2 separate regions of the Homo sapiens genome follow, and region 2 is linked to region 1. The links are chromatin loops, found by intact Hi-C in ENCODE. Cell type or tissue: heart right ventricle. All regions are shown on one strand. Each heading gives the region's core, and the rest is flanking DNA. Links, peaks and the distances in the headings are about the cores only.

The links. Hi-C counts contacts between places; a loop is a spot of excess contacts. Peaks named below come from ENCODE experiments on the same cell type or tissue, not always from the same donor. Only the 100,000 strongest peaks of a DNase experiment are listed, where the experiment ranks them.
Region 2: it touches region 1 in a loop (7-fold over the local background); 76 of 110 quality-filtered maps call a loop at or near these places.

The regions. Positions count from the first base shown.
Region 1 is chr7:128,878,724-128,889,259 of GRCh38, forward strand. KCP (kielin cysteine rich BMP regulator) reads right to left here. Exons shown (of 40, transcript NM_001366122.1): 22 at 10,140-10,316; 23 at 8,492-8,577; 24 at 8,153-8,243; 25 at 7,932-8,014; 26 at 7,741-7,834; 27 at 6,374-6,547; 28 at 6,058-6,140; 29 at 5,279-5,399; 30 at 3,214-3,293; 31 at 2,903-3,002; 32 at 2,274-2,362; 33 at 1,896-1,998; 34 at 1,663-1,805; 35 at 1,190-1,362; 2 more. Among named protein-coding and RNA genes, the nearest start is that of SPMIP1, 18 kb to the left of the region's middle. RefSeq lists a silencer at 4,912-5,206 and enhancers at 4,952-5,061, 5,512-5,771, 5,996-6,595. In heart right ventricle, for the core only: CTCF peaks have their summits at 1,514, 1,717, 5,051 (motif pointing left) and 5,269 (motif pointing right); DNase peaks (open chromatin) are centred at 1,518 and 5,048; H3K27me3 peaks cover 229 bases.
Region 2 is chr7:128,603,440-128,613,975 of GRCh38, forward strand. No RefSeq gene overlaps it. Among named protein-coding and RNA genes, the nearest start is that of LINC01000, 33 kb to the right of the region's middle. In heart right ventricle, for the core only: a CTCF peak has its summit at 5,696 (motif pointing right); no DNase peak of the experiment used is centred there; H3K27ac peaks cover 392 bases.

The DNA of each region.
Region 1 (10,536 bases), core at 1,334-9,333:
TGTGTGGAGAGGCCTGAGACTGGGGAGCAGGGAAGGACAGGGGCCTTAAGAAGCCCAGGGTCCATCATGGCCCCAGGCACTGTGTTCAGTGCGGCCAGTGCTGTAGGGGAGGAGAATGGACAGGTGGAGGCTCCCCTTGGAAGAAACACCACCCTGGCCAAGGCCAAGTGGATACATTCTGTGCCAGCCCTGGGCAAAGACAGATGACAGGAGGAGCTGCCCACAGCTCCTGCATGAGGGCACCTTCTCCTGCTGCCATCCCTGCACTGGGCCCCAGGTGAAATGCAACCCCCTTCCGGGGATTCACTTTCTCATGGGCATTCGGGCCTTGCAGAGGACAAAGCACAATTAGGGTCCGGATTAGAAGTGTACACCCTTATTCTACGAATTTACGAGTTGTGTTTCCTGCTGGGGGCAGGGGGCAAATTACTCTTCCACATGAGAGTTGGAAGGAACCTGAGACACCCCCCCAGGAGACTTCAGCTGACATCCTCCCCACTGCCACTGACCCTTCCCATTCCCCACTTTACAGACGAGAAATCTGTGGCCCAGAGGAGGCTGGTGGTGGCTTAAGAGGCTGAGCCGAGATTAGAAATCGGGCTCAGAACTCAGAACTCCTCTGACTGCCTGGGGAGATCTCTGACCCTGATCCACCTCCCCTCACACCCCTGTACCCCACTCCTTGCCTTTTTTGGCTAGGAGGTAGCTGGCATCCCCACCCCCTCTACAGATACAGAGGCCTAAACAGGACTGAAGCTCCCAGCAGGCAGCCCACCCAGACTCGCCCTGGAGCCGCACCTGGAGCCCGGGCTGGGCGTGCAGGATCACAGTGTGTCCTCGCAGCTCCACATACAGCAGCGGCTCCTGCAGGAAGGGCAAGGCCACCGGGTGCCCATCCACCTGGAGGATAAAGGAGGTGGGAGGAGGGGTGATGTCGAGGCACATGGGTGGACAGCACAGGATCCACCTTCCTCCACTCCTCGGCTTTGCTCACCGTGACTGCCCCGTCCTGCAGCAGCCGCACGGCCATGTCTCCCAGCAGCACCGCCACCTCCTGGGTCCAGGCCACACCGCTCCGGCCCCGGTCATCATTGGTCACGTGCACACTGTGGGCAGGAAAGTCCCAGGTGCCAATGGTCAGCAGGGCTGGGTGTAGGGGTTGGGGAGAAGAGAGACAGGGGATGCACACCTGAAGTCCCCGCTGTGGCAGTCCTTGGCCAGCACATAGCTGCAACTGCCCTGGAAGTGCAGCAGGCGGCCGTCGAAGGTGCGGTAATGGGGGTCTCCGAAGGCCATGCAGGAAGCGGGCCGAGGCAGGCAGCGGGGGCAGCAGCTGCCAGGACTCAGGGCAGGGGCCTTGTCCTGCACTCAGCCCCAGACACTGTCAGACACACCGCCCTCCCCGCCATGCCTCTCGCAGACCCTCCCAGAAAACCAAGCATCTCCCAGGAGTCTCCAGGGATCTCCAGGACTCTGGCTCCCAGGCTCCCTGTGAGTGAGGTCAGGGCACCACATCGTGGTCGCACTGGGAACAGCACTGTCCCCAGCTCCCAGCTGGCGGCAGGAGCCCAGCCTCCCTCTCTGATGCCTGGTCACACCAGGATGGCGGTACCATGTGCCCCCACCCTGACCCTCCCCACCATTTTAGATTGCGGCACTCACGGGGCCACACGAGAGCGGTGAGCAGCGCTGGCTCTGGCAACGCACGGTGCCCGCCATGCAGGAGCAGCTGGTGCAGGTGTCCACAGTCCAGCGCTCTCCAGAGGCCACCTCACGGCCCTGGTGCACGCAGGACTGGGTGGGAGCTGAAGGGATAGGAGCTGGGAGGGTCAGCTGCTCCTCCCACATGCCCAGAAGGTCTGGCTTACCCCTCCCCCATCACCCTGGCTGCGCACCTTGGCATCGCTCACAGCAGCTGTCAGCCTGGGGCACCTTCGCCCAGCCATGGGGGCAGGAGAGGGCCTGGCACTCCTCGAGGTGGCACTCCACATGGCCCCGCTGAGGACAGACATCATTGTTCTGGGGTTTTCTGCAGGGCCGGAGTCCCCAGCCTCATGCTTCTGGGGGCCTCTGGGCATGGACTTCTGCCTGCCCCTCCCACAATACATTCTTCACAGTTCAAGAGGGGAATGAAATCCAGCCTTCGGCTCCATGCCCCGGTGCAGGGATGCCCCTGACCCTTAAAGACCCCATATCTGCTGGTGGAGTGTTGGACACTCCTCCCTTTATCCATCTGCGAGATCCTCCACCCTCCCAGGCCCACCCCAGCTCACATGGCAGGTGCAGGCGATGCACGCATTGCTGGGGTCCCGCCAGCTCTCTCCATCTGCCACTCTCCGGCCCTCGGCCTCCACCACACATTCTGAGGGGGGAGACATGGGATGGGCAGGCACTGTCCCTCCTGCTGTATCCTCCCTCCTTGGAGCTTACCCAGCATTTCACGGCAGGAAAGCACCCACTCCGTGTCCCTACCACCCTGATGGTGTTGATTTCTTCAGCCAATATCCACAGGGCCTATTAGACATCAGGCCTCACATCAGAGCTCAGGATGTCTCTAGGGTCCTAGGAGCCCAAAGGGCCAGAGGCTGGAACCCCACTCTGGGCCAGCTGCCCGCTCAGCAGTGCAATGCCCTCTTCATGGGCCTGGGGATCCTGAGCCCCCTGACAGGCATCAGGCCAGACCTTGAGAATCTAGGCTTCATCCCAGCTTCCCCCTGCCTCATGGGTCTCTTCTCCACCTCAAGAACAGCCCCCCTCCATTTCTAGAAAAGAATGAACCCTGCATTCTGTTCTAGAAACCGAGTACAAACCCTGGGCTGCCCGCTTGGCCCATGAATGCCTCCCCTTCCTGTGTTCCCCCTGGGCTCCTCTCTGAGGGTGGAGGCCAAGGCTGGGCACTTACCCCGGCATACGGGGCAGCAGCTCCCAGGGGGAGTGTGGCGCTCTGAGAGGGGACAGCTGAGCTCAGGACAAGCCTGGTGGATGCAGAGCCATGTCAGGTCCTGCCCATGTGAACACAAGAGGTAGAGAATGGCAGATCTCAGGGAGCTGGTGGAGGAGTAAGGCATAGGCAGGATGTGACAGTCAGGACAAGTGGGCAAATGTCAGGGCGAATGGAGAGCCCTGGAGCTGCTGCGGGAGAGGAGTGGCAGCCACAGCCCACAGAGAAGGAAGAAGAGGGGCTCTGTGAGTCCCCAAGGCAGGAGGGCTCACCTGGCACTGGCACGTGTAGCAGGGGTCTGGTGGGGCTAGCTCAGATCCCAGCAGGCCCTCTGAACAGTTACTCAAGGCCTCTGTGAAGACAAGAATCCAGAGTGCGGGACAGAAAGAGGGGCACAGGGCTGGAAATCCCAGCTGTCCCCATGCACTGTGTCCCCAGGTTTCTAACTCGAACTCCTGAGCATACCCATATCCCAGCACCTTGACTCCAGGGAGGATAAGTCCTCTTTCTCTTCAATTCAGTCAAGTTTACACGTTTTAAAAGAAACTTTGCTAGGCTATTATTTGGGGCCGGGTGGGGGTGCAAGGTGACTGGAAACAGACCAACCATGGCTTCCTTAGCCTGAGGTCACTAAAAATGGCCAGTCTGCGGCCTGCTCTCCCTCCCGCTATCTGTAATACAGTGTGGCTACAACTGCGCAGGGAAGCACACAGCCAGGCATCCCGGGTTCGAATCCTGATGCCAGCACTCAGTGCCTGTGCTTATTAGGTTGGATTAATCCACCTCTCTGAGCCTCAGTTTCTTAATCTGTAAAAAGAGATTAATAATACTTCCCTCACTGGGTAACTATGAAAATGAAGCGAGAGACTTTATTAAGAGCACCAAGTACAGTCTGTGGCATGGAACAGGTGCTTAATCAATGTTAGTCTTCTTCCCTTCCCCTGAAGCACCCCCTAGCAAGTGTTGATCAGAGCAGCCCTCCCTGATGGATGCCAGGGATGACTGCACAGCATTATGAACGTATTTAATACCACAAACTGTACACTTAAAAATGGTTAGGATTGTACATTTTAGTGTCTTACCACCATAAAAAACAAACAAACAAACAAACAAACAAAAAACAGAAAAGTCGGCGAGGTGGCTCACACCTGTAATCCAGCTCTTTCGGAGGCTGAGGCGGGTGGATCACCTGAGGTCAGGAGTTCGAGACCAGCCTGGCCAACATGTTAAAACCCCATCTCTACTAAAAATACAAAAATTAGCCAGGCTTGATGGCGCATGCCTATAATCCCAGCTACTCGGGAGGCTGAGGCAGGTGAATCCCTCGAATCCAGAGGTTGCAGTGAGCCGAGATTGTGCCACCGCACTCCAGCCTGTGCGACAAAGCGAGACTCCGTCTCAAAAAAACCAAAACCCAAATAAAAAAACCAAATTGGAGAAAATAGGATTATCATTAAAAAAAAAAGTATGTTTTTTCTTTCTTTTTTTTTTTTTGAGACAGAATCTCGCTCTGTTGCCAGGTTGCAGTGTAGTGGCACCATCTCAGCTCACTGCAACCTCTGCCTCCCGGGTTCAAGCTATCCTCCTGCCTCAGCCTCCCGAGTAGCTGGGACTACAGGCATGCCCCATCATGCCCAGCTAATTTTTGTATTTTTAGTAGAGACGGGGTTTCACCATGTTGGCCAGGATGGTCTCGATCTCTTGACCTTGTGATCCTCCCACCTTGGCCTCCCAAAGTGCTGGGATTACAGGCGTGAGCTACCAACCTCGGCCTGTTTTTTCTATGTAAGGATAACGTTCACCTGTATTGCAAAGGTAGGTTATCATTTCAGTGTTGGTATAGGACCAGAAACAGAAAAAAATTCCCTCCACAACAAATGTAAAATGGCTGTGTTAGGTAAACAACTATTAAATCCAGGAGACAGAAATTGGCCATCTTTCAATATTTGTAATAAAAATAAAACTGTTTCTTTACTTTTCCCCCCAATCTTAATAAATTTTTACTCTAACAACGACAACAAAAAAAGCTCGCCCACCCCTGTGGCTGGGCTACCCCCTGCCTGCCTGGGCCTCACGTCTCAGCACAACTGTCGCCCTGCAGCGCCACCTGCTGGCCAAGATGCTCCACAAACTGCACCCAGCTGCGGAGAGGCAAAGGGTTCCTGTCAGCTTCCCCAGTTCCCTTAGGGATGGTGCAGCCCTCGCCGGCCAGGCATAGGGTTCCAGAACAGTCCACTGGAGTCAGGAAGAATCTGGGGCTGGGACTGGTGAGGAAGGGCGGCAGGGGGTGGCAGCCCTAACCTCATATCTCATCTACCCCCACATCCCTGGACTCACCGGCACAGGTGGGACAGCAGTGCTGGGGCCCAGGGGGCAGGAGCTGGCTGGGGGGGCAGCCCACCAGGCTGGGACACTGCCGCCGGTGACAGCGAAGGCTGGGAGGCCCCTCAGGCTGTGGCTACAAGAATGAGTGAGCAGCGGTGGGTCCTGGGCCACAAAAACCCAGAGCTGCCCTTGGCCGGGACTTCCGGCCCCTCCCTCTGCCTGCTGCAGCCTCTTCCGGGACATGTCTTGGGCCCTGAACTCAAGGCTGAAGAGAGACTCAGTGTCTTCTAGACGTGCTCCTCACCCCATGCCCTAGTCTCTGAGATGATGTCTCCTTCTCCTTTAAGTCACTTGGGCCTGAGCCCTCATGTGACCTTTGATCCTCCGGCAGGCTCATGCCATCCTCCTCCCCAGGCCCATGGCTTAGTACCCTGACCTGTGATGTCATTTGCCTGCTCCAAGCCCTTCCATGGCCTTGCAAATAGAATCTCCACAATATGACCCCTAGCCACGTCCCAGGTGGCTCTCCGGCCATACACACCCGCCCTGCACTGCAGCCAGGGGGGCCACCTACGGCCTCCTGCACACTTGGAACCTGCGCTCCTTGTCTAAACCCAGACCTCCTGGCCCTGTTGGCCCCAACCCTGCCTTGTCTCCTGGCCACAGGGATACACTCCTTTGGCCCCCAGAGTGCCTGCTCCATGCAGTGACCAGCTTGGCTGGGCCTCATCCCATGCTGCCCACTCCCCCCCGACGAGGTGCCCCAGCCCCACCACTGTGCCCTCACCTACCTCGCAGATGCACACTTCACAGGGGTCTGCCCCAGGCTGGAAGCTCTCCCCAGGCTCGTACTTCCGGCCCTCATGCTCACAGTCTTTGGGGTGGAGTGAGAGCAGAACGGGACCAGGGGTCCTTCAGGCTGGCAGCGAGGCAGGGGTGGAGTCCTCTATCTCCAGCCTCCCCCTGATCCCAGGGAGTGGAGTGTGCACAAGGACGGAGGCCACTTCTCCAACTGCCTGTCTCTGCCACCCGGCCCAGCAGCGGCAGGGAGGTGTGGGCCCAGGGCTCCCTCCTCGCCTTTCCCCTCCCGCCCCAGGCTTCCAGTACCAGAGCATTGAGGACAGCAGTCATGGGGCCCTTGGCGGGGCTGGGCGCAAGAGCTGATGCACTGGATGCGTGCACAGGTGACGACGCCCTCGTGACACACACAGGAGGAGCAGGCACTGTCGGGGGGCACCCATCTACTGCCTTCGGGGTGCTCTTCCCCATGAGCCAGGCAGCCTGTGGTGCAAAGTGGGCAGGGACGAGCTCGGAGGTTGAGATCTGGACATCTGCTCCTGGCCCCCACCCTCAGTGGTCAGCTAGGCACGTGGCGCCAGGAGTGAGTTTGCAGGGATATGGCGGGAAGGTGCGATGGGGCAGAACTCCTGTCTGTTGTGGAGGGGAAAGGCACTGGGAGGGGTTCAGAACACCTGGGTTCTAATCCTGTTCTGTTCCTACCTGCTCTCAAGACCAAGCTCCAGGCAGCAGGCACTGCCCAGTGCAGCCCGCACCGGCCACAGACCTGGCATGCAGCAGCTGTGTCATAAATGCATGTGGACCAGGTGAATGGCTCCATCGCTAACCATGTGCCCAAGGTAACTCAGTCTCTCCGGGCCTCAGTCTCCTCATCTGTTAAATGGGGATTTCCTCTGTCCTGCCTCCCTCCCAGAGCAAGTGAAATGCTATGACAGTTCTGTGGTTCTGTAGAAACACCACCACACTGCGCAGGGTGTGGGACGAGGGGGCAGTGGGCAGGCTAAGAAAGGCTCAAGTTCAGAGCCAGATGGTCCAAGTGTCCATCTTGACTCTGCCACCTTCTCTACCTCTCTGTACCTCCACTTTCTCGTCTGTAAAATAGGAGGACTAAGAGTGCTTATCTGGTAAGTTGTTGTGCTGATTAAATGAGATAATACACGTAAAGTGCTCAGGGCCTGGCACATGCTACCTGCTCACTGAATGTCAGGTATCTTGATGATGATGATGATGGTGGTGATGATGATGATGATGATGAATGGGGTGTGGTTAGGAAGAGGGGCAGCTTTTTGTTTTATTTTTTAGACAGAGTCTTCTTTGTTGCCCAGGCTGGAGCACAGTGGTGCAAATGCAGCTCACTGCAGCCTCAAACTCCTGGGTTCAAGTGATCCTCCCACCTTGGCCTCCCAAAGTGCTGGGATTGCAAATGTGAGCCGCTGCACCCAGCCCAAGACAGGCAGCTTTGAGGGAACTCTAACCAGCACCTGGAAGAGGGATGGTCTGGGCAGTCCCGGACAGGGAGAGGTAGGAGAAGCTGAAGGTGGCAAGGGTGTATGCAAGGGCCAGTTGTTGGGGCAGGGAGGTGGGAGAAGAGCTGGCTGAGGGGAGGGAGGTGGGGTGGACAGAGGGACACAGGGCCAAGGGGCTGAAGCAAGGGGTAGGGCTACAGGCGGCCATACCTCTGCAGCGAGGGCAGCAGCTCCCCCGCTCGGTGACCTGGAGCTTGCAGGGAAGGGGTGGGCACTGCAGCCGCACACAGCTGACCTGGCCAGCCTGTAGGAGATGCAGGGACACTGGCTCGCTGCCTAGGCTGGGGCCCAGAGGTGCTATGGTCCAGCTGTCACTCCACACCCCCCACCTCCTGCTATACCTGACAGCGACACCACTCACAGCTGCCTGCTGGTCCCTCAAACTCCTCCCCATCCTGGTGCTCCCGGCCCTGAGAGAGACAGCCTGTGGGGGACACACCTCCTGGGTGGGGGGCCTGTGCCACCCTGCCCTGCTCGGCCCAGCCTTAGGCCTGGCAGGAAGGGAAGGGGGAGGGAGAGGCGGGGAAGGGCATGGGGGCCGCGCATGAGGAAGGCAGCTCACTGTGGCAAACAGGGCAGAAGCAGGGGCCTGGAGAGGGGTGGGGGCAGAGAGCTGGGGGACATGGCTTCTTCTGGCAGCGCATGGAACCTTCCTGGGGGAGAGAGGCCCATCACACCCTCAACTGGACTGCACATTTCCCCAGGGCTGGAGCCCCTACTGAGCCTGCAGGGGCCCAAACACCCTCCCTTGGCCCGGGACACCTGAGCCCAGTCCTGTCCCATGAGATGTGAAGGGCAGAGTGTAGCCCTTGCCACCTGAGTGGAGGAGACAGCCTCTTCCTGGCCAGAGAGGAGTATCAAGGGAGGAAAGGTTACCAAGGTCCTAAAGGGGCTGCCTCACCTGGCAGGTGCAGAGGGAGCAGGTAGGGTCAAGTGGGTCAGGAAGGGTCTCTCCGGAGGCAGTAGTGACGCCATGGTAGCGGCATCCTGGCAGAGCGGGGAGTCCAACAGAAGAGCTGCCATCAACAGAACCTCCACTGTCACACACACACACAGCCCCTCCCCCTCCACACATACACAGCCACAGCCACAGACACACACATAGCCACACACACACATACCCATATACACAGCCACACCCACAACCACATACACACACACAGCCACACACATACATACACGCATATACACACAGCAGGTGGGAGTGCAACAGAAAACCTGCCATCAACAGAACTGCCACTGTCACATACACACACAGCCCCTCCCCCTCCACACATACACACACAGCCACACCTACACCCCCCCACACACAGCCACACACACATACATACACAACCACACCCACATATACATACAGCCACACACACACATACACACATATACCCATATACACACACAGCCATAGACACACACAGCCACACCCACACTCTCATACACACACACATAAACACACAGCCACACACACACATACACGCACCCACATACACACATACCCATATACACAGCCACATACACACACACACACACACATACACACATACCCACCTACACACAGCCACACAAACATACACATAGCCACGCACACACATACACATACACACCCACACACACAGCCATACAAACACATAGCCACACACACATCCCCACATACACAGATGCACACACACCCACACACAGAGACCCCCCCACATACACACCCACACACAGCCACACACACACATACACACACACACACACACATCCCACATACACAGACACAAATACAGACACACACACACATACCCACATACACACAGCTACAGCCATACACACACACACACACACACAGGGCCACACACACATACACAGCCACACAAACACACATATACACACAGTCACACATACACACACAGATACACAGCCACACACACAGATACACAGACACACATACGGTCACACACACACGTACACAGACACACATACACTGTCACACACACAGAGCAACACACACACACAGATACACCCACACAGAGCAACACACACACACACACACACATACACAGATACACCCAAACACACAGGCCAACACACACAGCCACACACAGATACACACATACACACATACAGCAACACATACACACACATATACACACGGCCACACACACACAGAGCAACACACACACACAGATACACAGATACACCCACACAGGCCAACACACACAGCCACACACAGATACACACATACACACATACAGCAACACATACATACACACACATATACACACGGCCACACACACACAGAGCCACACACACACAGCCAGACACACACACACACATACAGACACACACACATACACAGCCACACACACACAGAGCCACACATACACACACACATACATACAAACACACAGCCGTGCCCGGGACCTCTATCAAAGGTGAGGGAGTCGGAGAGTGAGAGAAAAGTATGGTGGAGCGGCAGGCAGTGGGAGGGCTGGGAGGAAAGTGGAATCGGTGAGAAAGGCACCCCGGGAGCCCCAGCAGGGGGAATGGAAGGGCAGGTGTGGCTCTACCCTGGCAGGTCGGGCAGCAGTGCCCAGAGGGGATGAGTGGGTGGCTGCAGCCCGGAGGCTCACAGGGCCGGCGGCCGCAGGTCACGAAGCCTCCAAGACAGGTACACAGGTTGCAGGGTTCTCGGGGGTCTGGGAACTCCTGGTTACTCAGGTAGGACTCCCCCAGGTACTCACAGCCTTTCAGAGAAGAGACAGAGAGGCCGAGGGGAGGGACAGAAAGGGATGAGAGGGCAGTGGTCATAGGCTCTGAGCTTGGGCCTGTTATGCATCCAAGATCTCAAAGATCTAGCGTGGGGGCTGGGGGGTCACAGGCCAAGCCCAGGGGGCAAAGCAGTCGTGAGGGGGGCGGGGTTTGGATTGGCCAAAAGGCAAACTTTCTCCCCTTTATCCTGCAAAA
Region 2 (10,536 bases), core at 829-8,828, 280 kb before region 1:
CAGAAATAAGCATATTTAAACCCATATACCATATATCAAGAAATCTGTAAAGGGCCCTTAGTTTGCTGGAAGACAACTTAGAATCAGAAATAAGCATATTTAAACCCATATACCATATATCAAGAAATCTGTAAAGGGCCTTTTAGATCCCTCTTCTATGGGATCTGGCAACACAGAGCCATTCCTACAACTCCCAAAAGCAAATCTCTATCCAGCACAGACAGACCCGGGTAGGCTGATGATCAATAACCAGTGGAGGGGTATATTTGCTGCATAGGAATAAATGCTAACCTTAGATAGTCTATGATTCCCCTTTGTCTTCTCTATTTCTCTGTTGGTATCTCATTGTTTGTATTATATTCAGAACTTGCATTATGGGTAATTAAAGTCCTTTGGAACGTGCTTTAAGTTTTTGAGGCTTTTCTTTACCCTTCTAGTGTATTGGAGTAGAAATGCTTATACTGCAGCATGGTGTTAAGGAAAGTGCGCACACTGTTTTTTGTTTATGGTATTCCACGGAAATTAAGTGCACACACTTTGAACTTCCTAACTGCCTACTTCCTCAGTTTACTTTTGCATTTTACTTATCATTGGGCCATATATATATGTGTGTGTGTGTGTGTGTGTGTGTGTGTCTTTTTTATTTTTATTTTTATTTTTTTTGAGTCAGAGTCTCACTCTGTCATCCAGGCTGGAGTGCAGTGGTACGATCTCGACTCACTGCATCCTCTGCCTTCCAGGTTCAAGCGATTCTCCTGCCTCAGCCTCCCAAGTAGCTGGGACTACAGGCATGCACCACCACACCTGGCTAATTTTTTATATTTTTAGTAGAGATGAGGTTTCACCATATTGGCCAGGCTGGTCTTGAACTCCTGACCTCGTGATCTGCCTGCCCTGGCCTCCCAAAGTGACAGGATTACAGGCATGAGCCACTGCACCCGGCCCTATGTGAGCTTTAATTTAGAAATATCTCACTAAATCACTTTCTAACACCCTCAGTTTGCTGGAAGAAAACTTAGAATCAGATATAAGCATATTTAAACCAATATACCATATATCTAGAAATCTGTAGAAGTGTTTTTTAATCATTTGATTCTTTTTTTTATTTTTTTTATTTTTTATTTTTTGAGACGGAGTCTTGCTCTGTCACCCAGGCTGGAGTGCGGTGGCATGATCTCTGCTCACTGCAACCTCTGCCTCCTGGGTTAAAGCAATTCTCCTGCCTCAGCCTCCCGAGTAGCTGGGATTATAGGTACCTGCCCCCACGCCCAGATTATTTTTTTTGTATGTTTAGTAGAGACGGGGTTTCACCATGTTGGCCAGGCTGGTCTTGAACTCCTGACCTCATGATCCGCCCACCTTAGCCTCCCAAAGTGCTGGGATTACAGTCGTGAGCCACTGCACCCAGTCTAATCATTTGATTCTTATTGGCTCTTATTATAAATATAGTTCAGACAGTCATTTGTATAGAAACACATTGTAGGGCCGGGCGTGGTGGCTCACGCCTGTAATCCCAGCACTTTGGGAGGCTGAGGTGGGCGGATCATGAGGTCAGGAGATCGAGACCATCCTGGCTAACACGGTGAAAACACCATCTCTACTAAAAAAAAAAATTCAAAAAATTAGCCGGGAGTGGTGGCGGGCGCCTGTAGTCCCAGCTACTCAGGAGGCTGAGTCAGGAGATGGTGTGAACCTGGGAGGCAGAGCTTGCAGTGAGCCGAGATCGTGCCACTGCACTCCAGCCTGAGCAACAGAGCAAGACTCCATCTCAAAAAAAAAAAAAAGTAAAAATAAAAAATAAAAAAATAGAAACACATTGTAAAAGGAGAGGATTGTAAAAGCAATCAAATGATAACTGAAGGAAAGAATGCTCGTATCCTAGTGCATTATAATACTTGAGGTTCATAATGATGACCCTTAATTAGTAAGGAAAGATTGGATTTGCTGCATCCTAGAGTAGAGAACATTTTTAGTTATTTGGAATTATATAGACTTGGCACTCCCCCCGAGACCCCCACCGCAAGATGGAGTCTTGCTCTGTCACCCAGGCTGGAGTGCAGTGGTGTGATCTCAGCTCATCGCAACCTCCACCTCCCAGGCTGAAGCGATTCTCCTGCCCCAGCCTCCTAAGTAGCTGGGATTACAGGCGCCCACCACCATGCCCGGCTAATTTTTTTTGTTTTGTATTGTTTTTTTTTTTTTTTTTTTTAGTAGAGATGAGATTTCACCATGTTGGCCAGGCTGGTCTTCAACTTCTGACCTTAGCTGATCCACCTGCCTCAGCCTCCCAAAGTGCTGGGATTATACGCCTGAGCCACCGCACCCAGCCTCAAATGATAAACTTTTTTTTTTTTTTTTTTTTTGAGACAAAGTCTCGCTCTGTTGCCCAGGCTGGAGTGAAGTGACACAATCTTGGCTCACTGCAAGCTCCGCTTCCCAGGTTCAAGCGATTCTCCTGCCTCAGCCTCCCCAGTAGCCGGGATTACAGGCGTGCACCACTGTGCCTGGCTAATTTTTTGTATTTCCAGTAGAGATGGGATTTCACCATGTTGGCCAGGCTGGTCTTGAATTCCTGACCTCAGGTCATCCACCCGCCTCGGCCTCCCAAAGTGCTAGGATTACAGGCATGAGCCACTGTGCTCAGCCTCAAATCATAAACTTTTTAAAGGTTTATCCCTGACCCTCTAAATTAGGTTATGTGCCTTGTTATATGCTCTTTTAGCACTTCTCCTAATTGTGATTGTGTATTTATTATATGATTGTTTATTCAACAGTTTCTTTCAACAAATATTTACCAAGTGTTTAGTAAATCTTCTTTTGGATTGTAAGCTTCATTAAGGCAGAGTAAGGACTGAGTCTGTGGTTTCTCCTGGCCATGTGCACCTAGCACCTAGCACAGTGCTTAGACATAGGGAGTACTTAATAAATAGTCATTGAATGGATACATTAAAATGGCGTTAATAATGCTGCCTATCTGATAAGGCTGTTGTGAGCCTTCAATGAAATCGTGTGTAGGAAGTGCTAGTTTGCTCACAGGTTGGTGGTAACAGTCTACTGTGGTCATTGAGAGCAGTTATTGTGGACACAACCCACAGTTCTTGTCACCCCACCCACTAGCTCTGTGAACCCACATAGGTACTTAATATCTCTGATTTTTATTTTATTTATCTGTAAAATGGAACTAATAATTACAACCACCTTATAGGACAGAGTCTTGGCTCTGTCACCCAGGCTGGAGTGCAGTGGTGTGATCTCGTCTCACTGCAACCTCCGCCTCCCAGGCTCAAGCAATTCTCCTGCCTCAGCCTCCTGAGGAGCTGGGATTACAGGTGTGCACCACCGTGCCTAGCTAATTTTTGTATTTTTAGTAAGATGGGGTTTTGCCATGTTGGCCAGGCTGGTCTCAAGCTTCTGGCCTCAAGTGATCCACCTGATTTAGCCTCCCAAAGTGCTAGGATTACAGGTGAGCCACCTGACCCAGCCTCCTTATAGGATTTTGTAAGAATTAACCTGTGACAATGACAGTGAAACATTTAGGTTACAGTAACTTGTTGAATAGATGGTGGTTATACCATTGTTAATAATGAGTAAGAACAGTAATCAAAAGAATATGTAGAAAGTATCAGAAGAAATTCACTTGTGGAAATGCTGTATTCTCTGATGAGATAGTCGTACTGTATTTTTACTATTCCATGATCCTCAGAATATTGAATATTTTCTACTTACGTCTGTGATGGGTCATACTTTGTTAGCTGCAGTTTTACCTTGTTTTAAAAAGTACTATTAGGCTAGGCGTGGTGGCTCACGCCTGTAATCCCAGCACTTTGGGAGGCCGAGGCGGGCGGATCATGAGGTCAGGAGATCAAGACCATCCTGGCTAACACAGTGAAACCCCGTCTCCACTAAACATACAAAAAATTAGCCAGGCATGGTGGCGGGTGCCTGTAATCCCAGCTACTTGGGAGGCTGAGGCAGGAGAATGGCATAAACCCGGGAGGCAGAGCTTGCAGTGAGCCCAGATCGCGCCACTGCACTCCAGCCTGGGTGACAGAGCGAGACTCTGTCTCAAAAAAAAAAAAAAAGTACTATTGAGAATATAATATAATTAACCTGAATAGGTTAATAACCTGAATAGGTTAATTATATTATGGAACCTAAACCATATAAATTTAAAATGCCTTAGAATGCCCAGTCAGCAAGTGACAGTATTAGAAATCAACCTGGATTTTAGACCGCTGTGTGTTCATGGATAATGTTTGTGTGTTTAGGAGACTATTCTGAATAGTGTTTCACAGTCCTTTACGTGCATCCCCTTGTGCATTGGATGCTTCACTAGCCTTTTCTGACTAAAGCATATGAAAATACAAGTGAAAAAGGCAAGTTATTACAGGAATAACTTTTCATTTTCTCTAATTTTCATATTTTAAAAATTCATTTGTAAGCATTTGATACTTTAAACCTGTTTACAGGAACTTGGTATAAACCACCATGTCTAGCCCTTTGTCTCATATTTGAATTGTTTTACTTTCTTCTTGGCCACGTGGCCCTGACTTCTCACTTTCATAAGAAGGGGTTTGTATTGTGGAGATACAAATTATGGAGTTGTTTGCATTAATACAAGTGTTTGTGGAAAAAGATGCCAAACTTTCCTGTGATTGGTAATGCACCTTTATTGTAGGCTCAGCAAAACAGTCCCTCATCTACGGGATCTGGCAACACAGAGCATTCCTGCAGCTCCCAAAAACAGATCTCCATCCAGCACAGACAGACCCAGGTAGGTTGGTGATCGATAATCAATTGAGGGGGATACCTGCTGTGTAGGAATAAGGGCTAACCTGTGTAGTCTGTCATTCTTCTCTGACTTCTCTGACCACCTCATTATTTGTGTGTATTATATTCAGAACTTGCATTATGGGTATTTAAAGTCCTTTGGAAGGTGCTTTAACTTTTTGAGGCTTTTCTTTACTCTTCTGGTGTATTGTAGCAGAAATGCTTATGCTAAAGCATGGTGTTAAGGAAAGTGCACACTTTTTTTTTTTTTTCCTACAGTATTCCACAGAAGAAAAGTACCTACACTTTGAAGGCCTCTAAGTTCAGATTCTGGCACTGTGGCCTAAGTTCAGATTCTGGCCTGGGCCTCAGTTTTTCTTAGTACAAATCATCTGTGAAAATGTGGTTGATTCTCATGATCTCAGACAGTGTATACGAAATGTTTATTAGTAGTGTACTTGTAGTAGGCTTTCAATAAATGTTAATTCCCTAATTTATGAAAGTAGTTAATGTATTCCTTTTCCTGCTTACTTATTTATACCTGGCTAAACTTCTCTCAGATGTGAGATACCAACATGGTTTACTCCTTAAATTGTGTTCAGAAACTCTTTAATTTAGGGAGTGTTCTGAACATTTGAGGATTGTATCTGCAAAGGATGGTGGCTATAGCTTCCATTTTGTAGTTTTGAGTATACTGGGTTTTCTTGAAGCCTCTTTTGATACTGTATATATTATCTTCAAGACAGGATCGTTGGCAATCTAGGAGAATTTCTTAAATCTCAAGAGGTATACAACTCCCTGGAGCACATTTGAATTTTATCTAAATCACCAGCTCTTGTACAGTTCAGTTAGATAGTTGAGCACTCAGGTAGCTTCTTCTCTTCCCTTCTGATTGCTCTCTGTTTCCACCAGATGGCGCATTTGTTCCTTAGAGAGTTGTGTCAAGTCTCCTGTGAGATCGTTTTCTATTCAAAGTTAGTTTCATTTCTGGAGTAACGTGTTTCTACATTGTTCAGTGCACAGTAGTGAGAATTCATACATTTGATTCCAGAATTAACATGTATTTGAAGTGTAGGTGTAGTGGGACGTAAGGAACCCAGCAGAGGACTTGAACAATGAGATGAGACAAGCAGATTTCATTTCTTAAGCCATGTGATTCTAGGCCATTTGTGTGAGCAAGTGCTTTTTTTTCCCCCCAAGAAAGGTAACGAGAAGAGTGTGATGACATATAACATGTTGAGACTAATCCTAAATTTGTTTTACCTTTGTCTCTGTAGTCCAACCTCACAATAGAAAAAATATCTGCACTAGAAAACAGTAAGAATTCTGACCTAGAGAAGAGGGAGGGAAGAATAGATGATTTATTAAGAGTAAGTATTAAAATTTGGTAAGATATTTTATAGCAAGCACCATTTGTTATATATATTTGGATTATGTACATATCATAGAAGTAATTACTATAGCCAAATAACAATGAAATAATAAACATTTGGGTATTTTTCTTTAATTGAGGGAATCTGAGTAGGAACCAGGTTCCTGCATTCTAAACACTACCTTTAAATTGGAAATCTTATACTGTAGTATTTTAATGATTGAATTTATATTGGAGAAATAGATATGTGGAGTGTTATATTTCATCTAGAACTGTGGGAATAAGTATAAAGTGTTGTTTTCCCATTCCAGAGAAATTATTTTAATATTGTTGAATTTTATAAGCTATTTCAAAGGACTTTTTAGCCCATTTTGCTTTTTGTACCTTTTATAACCTACTCACCCAAACTTTTTTGTGCTTACAAAAGAAACCTTTAAAATGCTTCATCTGGAATTAAATAGATATCACTAGAAAATACTTTATCAATATATTTTGAACATGCAATTTGGCATGACTGACTCATAGTTTTTAAAGAGTAAAAAGGGCCGGACATGGTGGTTCACACCTGTAATCCCAGCACTTTGGGAGGCCAACGCAGGTGGATCACTTGAGGTCAGGAGTTTGAGACCACCCTGGCCAACATGTTGAAAAGAAACCCTGTCTCTACTAAAAAAATATAAAACATTATCCTGGTGTGGTGGCAAGCGGCTGTAGTCCCAGCTACTTGGGAGGCTGAGACAGGGGAATTGCTTGAGCCTGGGAGGCGGAGGTTGCAGTGAGCCGAGATTGCGCCACTGCATTCCAGCCTGGGCGACAGAGTGATACTTCGTGTCAAGAAAAAAATAAGAAAGTAAAAAGGACCGGGCATGGTGGCCCATACCTGCCACTTTGGGAGGCTGAGGCAGGAGGATTGCTTGAGATCAGGAGTTTGAGACCAGCATGCATGACACAGCAAGACCCCATTTCTATAAAAGAATACAAAATTTGCCAGGCATGGTGGTGTGTCTGTGGTCCCAGCTACTGGGAGCCTGAGGTGGGAAGATGCTTGAGCCCAGGACCTCTAGGCTACAGTGAGCCAAGTTCACGCTGCTGCGCTCCAGCCTGGACAACAGAGCAAGACCCTGTCTCAAAAAAAAAAAACCATTATACATGCTCTTTACAAAATACAGAAAAATATGTCACTCATAATTCCATTAATTGGGATTAAACATTTGGTACATTTTTTTTTTCAGTAATTTTGAGCTGTTTGAAGTAGATATGTGTGTGTATATATATATATACACACACACACACAAATGAATATATACATAAATGTTACTGATTTACGAATAACATTGGCTAGCATTTTTCTCTTCTCTAGTGATTTAGAAGGTATAGGTTTGATCCTTATTTCTGCTAATGTGGTAGTTAATCTGACTCTTCAGGGTCCTGAAACCTCCAGGGCTACTGTGACACAGCAAGATGGGGATCGGCAACCTTGCCTTTGTCAGTCTTTCTTATTAGGCTTTGGGTACAATTTTGTTTGAATATATGTTTAATAATACAGATTATAAAAGTCACTGTACTCATGATGATCTGACCTCCAAAATTTTTTTACTTGTATTATATTTCTGTACTTAATAAAAACATAAGGTAAAATAGTGTATTTTGACTCCTTTTTATATAAAACCTGGAATTCAGCACATAGCTAAACTAAGTCTGGCCTTTATTAGTAAAGTCTGGTGTGTTTATATTATTATTAATTTTTTTTTTTTTGAGACAGAGTCTTGCTCTGTTGCCCAGACTGAAGTGCAGTGGCGTGATCTCAGCTCACTGCAACCTCCGCCTCCCAGGGTCAAGCAATTCTCCTACCTCAGCCTCCTGAGTAGCTGGGATTACAGGTGCCCGCCACCATGCCCAGCTAATTTTTGCATTTTTAGTAGAGATGGTGTTTCACCATGTTGGTCAGGCTGGTCTCGAACCCCTGACCTTGTGATCCACCCACCTCGGCCTCCCAAAGTGCTGGGATTACAGGCGTGAGCCACCGCGTCCAGCTATTATTATTAATTTTATATATTTATTTTGAGACAGGATCTCACTCTGTCACCCAGGCTGGAGTGCGGTGGCGCAGTCTTGCAAGCTGTGCCCTCCCCAGTCCCCACCCGATGTGATCCTCCCACCTCGGCCTCCCAAGTAGCTGGGACTATAGGCATGTGCCACTACATTTGGCTGTTTATATTATTAATCAATTAATTTTTTGAGACAGAGTCTCACTTTGTCACCCAGGTTCAAGTGATTCTCCTGCCTCTGCCTCCCAAGTAGCTGGGATTACAGGCATGCACCACAATGCCTGGCTAATTTTTGTATTTTTAATAGAGATGGGTTTTTGCCACATTGGCCACGCTGGTCTCGAACTCCTGACCTGCAGTGATCAGCCTGCCTTGGTCTGCCAAAGTGCTGGGATTGCAGGCGTGAGTCACTGCGCTCGGCCTATATTATTATTATTAAATTACCATTTTTACTGCTATATATGACACTAAGTTCTTATGTATAGAGTATAGGCAGAGGCAGCTTTATGACCAAATTCATAGTCATTGTTAGACTGGTTTATTCAACTGATTTCAAGGCTTATCAACAGTATTTTTTTTTATTTATAGTTCTTGTTTTATCTGTTGATGGTGGTACATTTTTAAGTGATTATTTTTCAGCAAGGATTTGTCAGTGTTAAATTTTCTCTGCCTTGCAGACCTGAGAATTCTCTCTTTTGCCCTCCCATGGAAAGACAACACTGTGTGCAGGATTTTTGTGTCATAACCCCTTGTTCTGTTTGTTCTGCTTCTCAAATATAACACACATTCTCTCTCTCTGTTTCTCCTTCAGTTTTTCAAGCATTTTGTATTTCAGAGAGGTTCATGACCAAAGCAGCAAACACCATAATTTGTTAAATATTACCCCAGGGTGTATCTATATGTGGGTTTATATATTTTTATTTGGAAAATGTGTGATTATGTCTAACTATGCTTTTATCCCTGTTTATATTGGTTTCTTCTTGACTCTTAGCTTGAATCTCTGATTTCTCTCCTTTATTTCTAACATGTTATGTCTCATTTTAATATGATTGCCCCTTTCTTCTGAGTCTCATTAAACACTGTCTTCCATATATTTCTGGCATTTACTGCAGCTCATGTGAATTTTGATTTTATTGTTTACATTTTTATTTTTTGAGACAGTGTCTTGCTGTCGCCCAGGCTGGGTGCAGTGGCACCGTCATGGCTCACTGCAGCCTTCATCTCCCAGGCTCAAGTAGTCCTCTCACTTCAGCCTCCTGAATAGCTGGGACTACAGGCATGTGCCACTGTGCTTGGCTAATTTTTTTATTTTTTGTAGGAACAGGGTCTCACTATGTTGCCCAGGCTGGTCTTGAACTCTTGGGTTCAAGCAATCCTCCTACCTTGGCCTCCCAAAGTACTGGGATAACAGACGTGAGTCACCGTGACAGGCCTATTATTTACATTTTAAATTTCCCTGCTTTTTTCCCTCATCTAATATACTTTCTTACCCCATCCTGTATATTCTCTAGGGTTTTTGGTTCCTATTTCCTAGATATCATGTCTTTTTGCATTTTATGAAATATGACAAGAAGTATTCTAAAATGTTCTTTTGATTTCTGTGGGTGATAATTTTCATTGTTTTCAAGCTGATTTTCTGTATTCCTTGGGCCTATTTTTGTTGTTGTTGTTTTTATTTACTATTGTTATTTTTATTTCCTTTTCTCCATCTTTGAATGAGGAGACCCATATGTAGTCTCAGCACTGTGTTGTATTTTTCATTGTTCGGATATGTATACTTGCATGGAGTTGCTCTTATTCCTGTTTTTATTCATTTGGGTGCTGGTTGAATTGCCATCAAAGATTTATAATGAAATGGTTTGTGGGTGTAAAAAGCTCCTTGCCAAATTCCAGTATCTGTCAGGGTTTTGTACAGAGAAGCTCTGCTGTACTGAGAAATAATTGTGGGCGTGCCTTTCTCCATCATCTGACTCTTTAAGATTGAGATGACAGAGTATGAGAAAAACTTGAATCCTAACCTGGTACTGCTTTAGGAGTTTTAAAAAAATGTTTGCTTATGTTTTCTAAGAAGCAATATGTTTCCTTCACTCACCACTGCCCCTTCTACTCTGTCGTCTTCAGACTGTTGCAGTCTTTATTTGTATGTAGAGCAGTACTAAAGGAGTAGATAAATAAAAAAGGAAGACACCGAGGGCAGCTGCCTTGTTTTTAGGTTGATTAGAACTTGTGCTTCTAGAAGATCTAGAGGATCAATAGTGAGGGAAAGACTGCATGTCTTGTATATTCTTTCAGACATCATTCATTGAATTTTGCCATTTTAGTAAGATGTTGGGTATGGCTGCATTG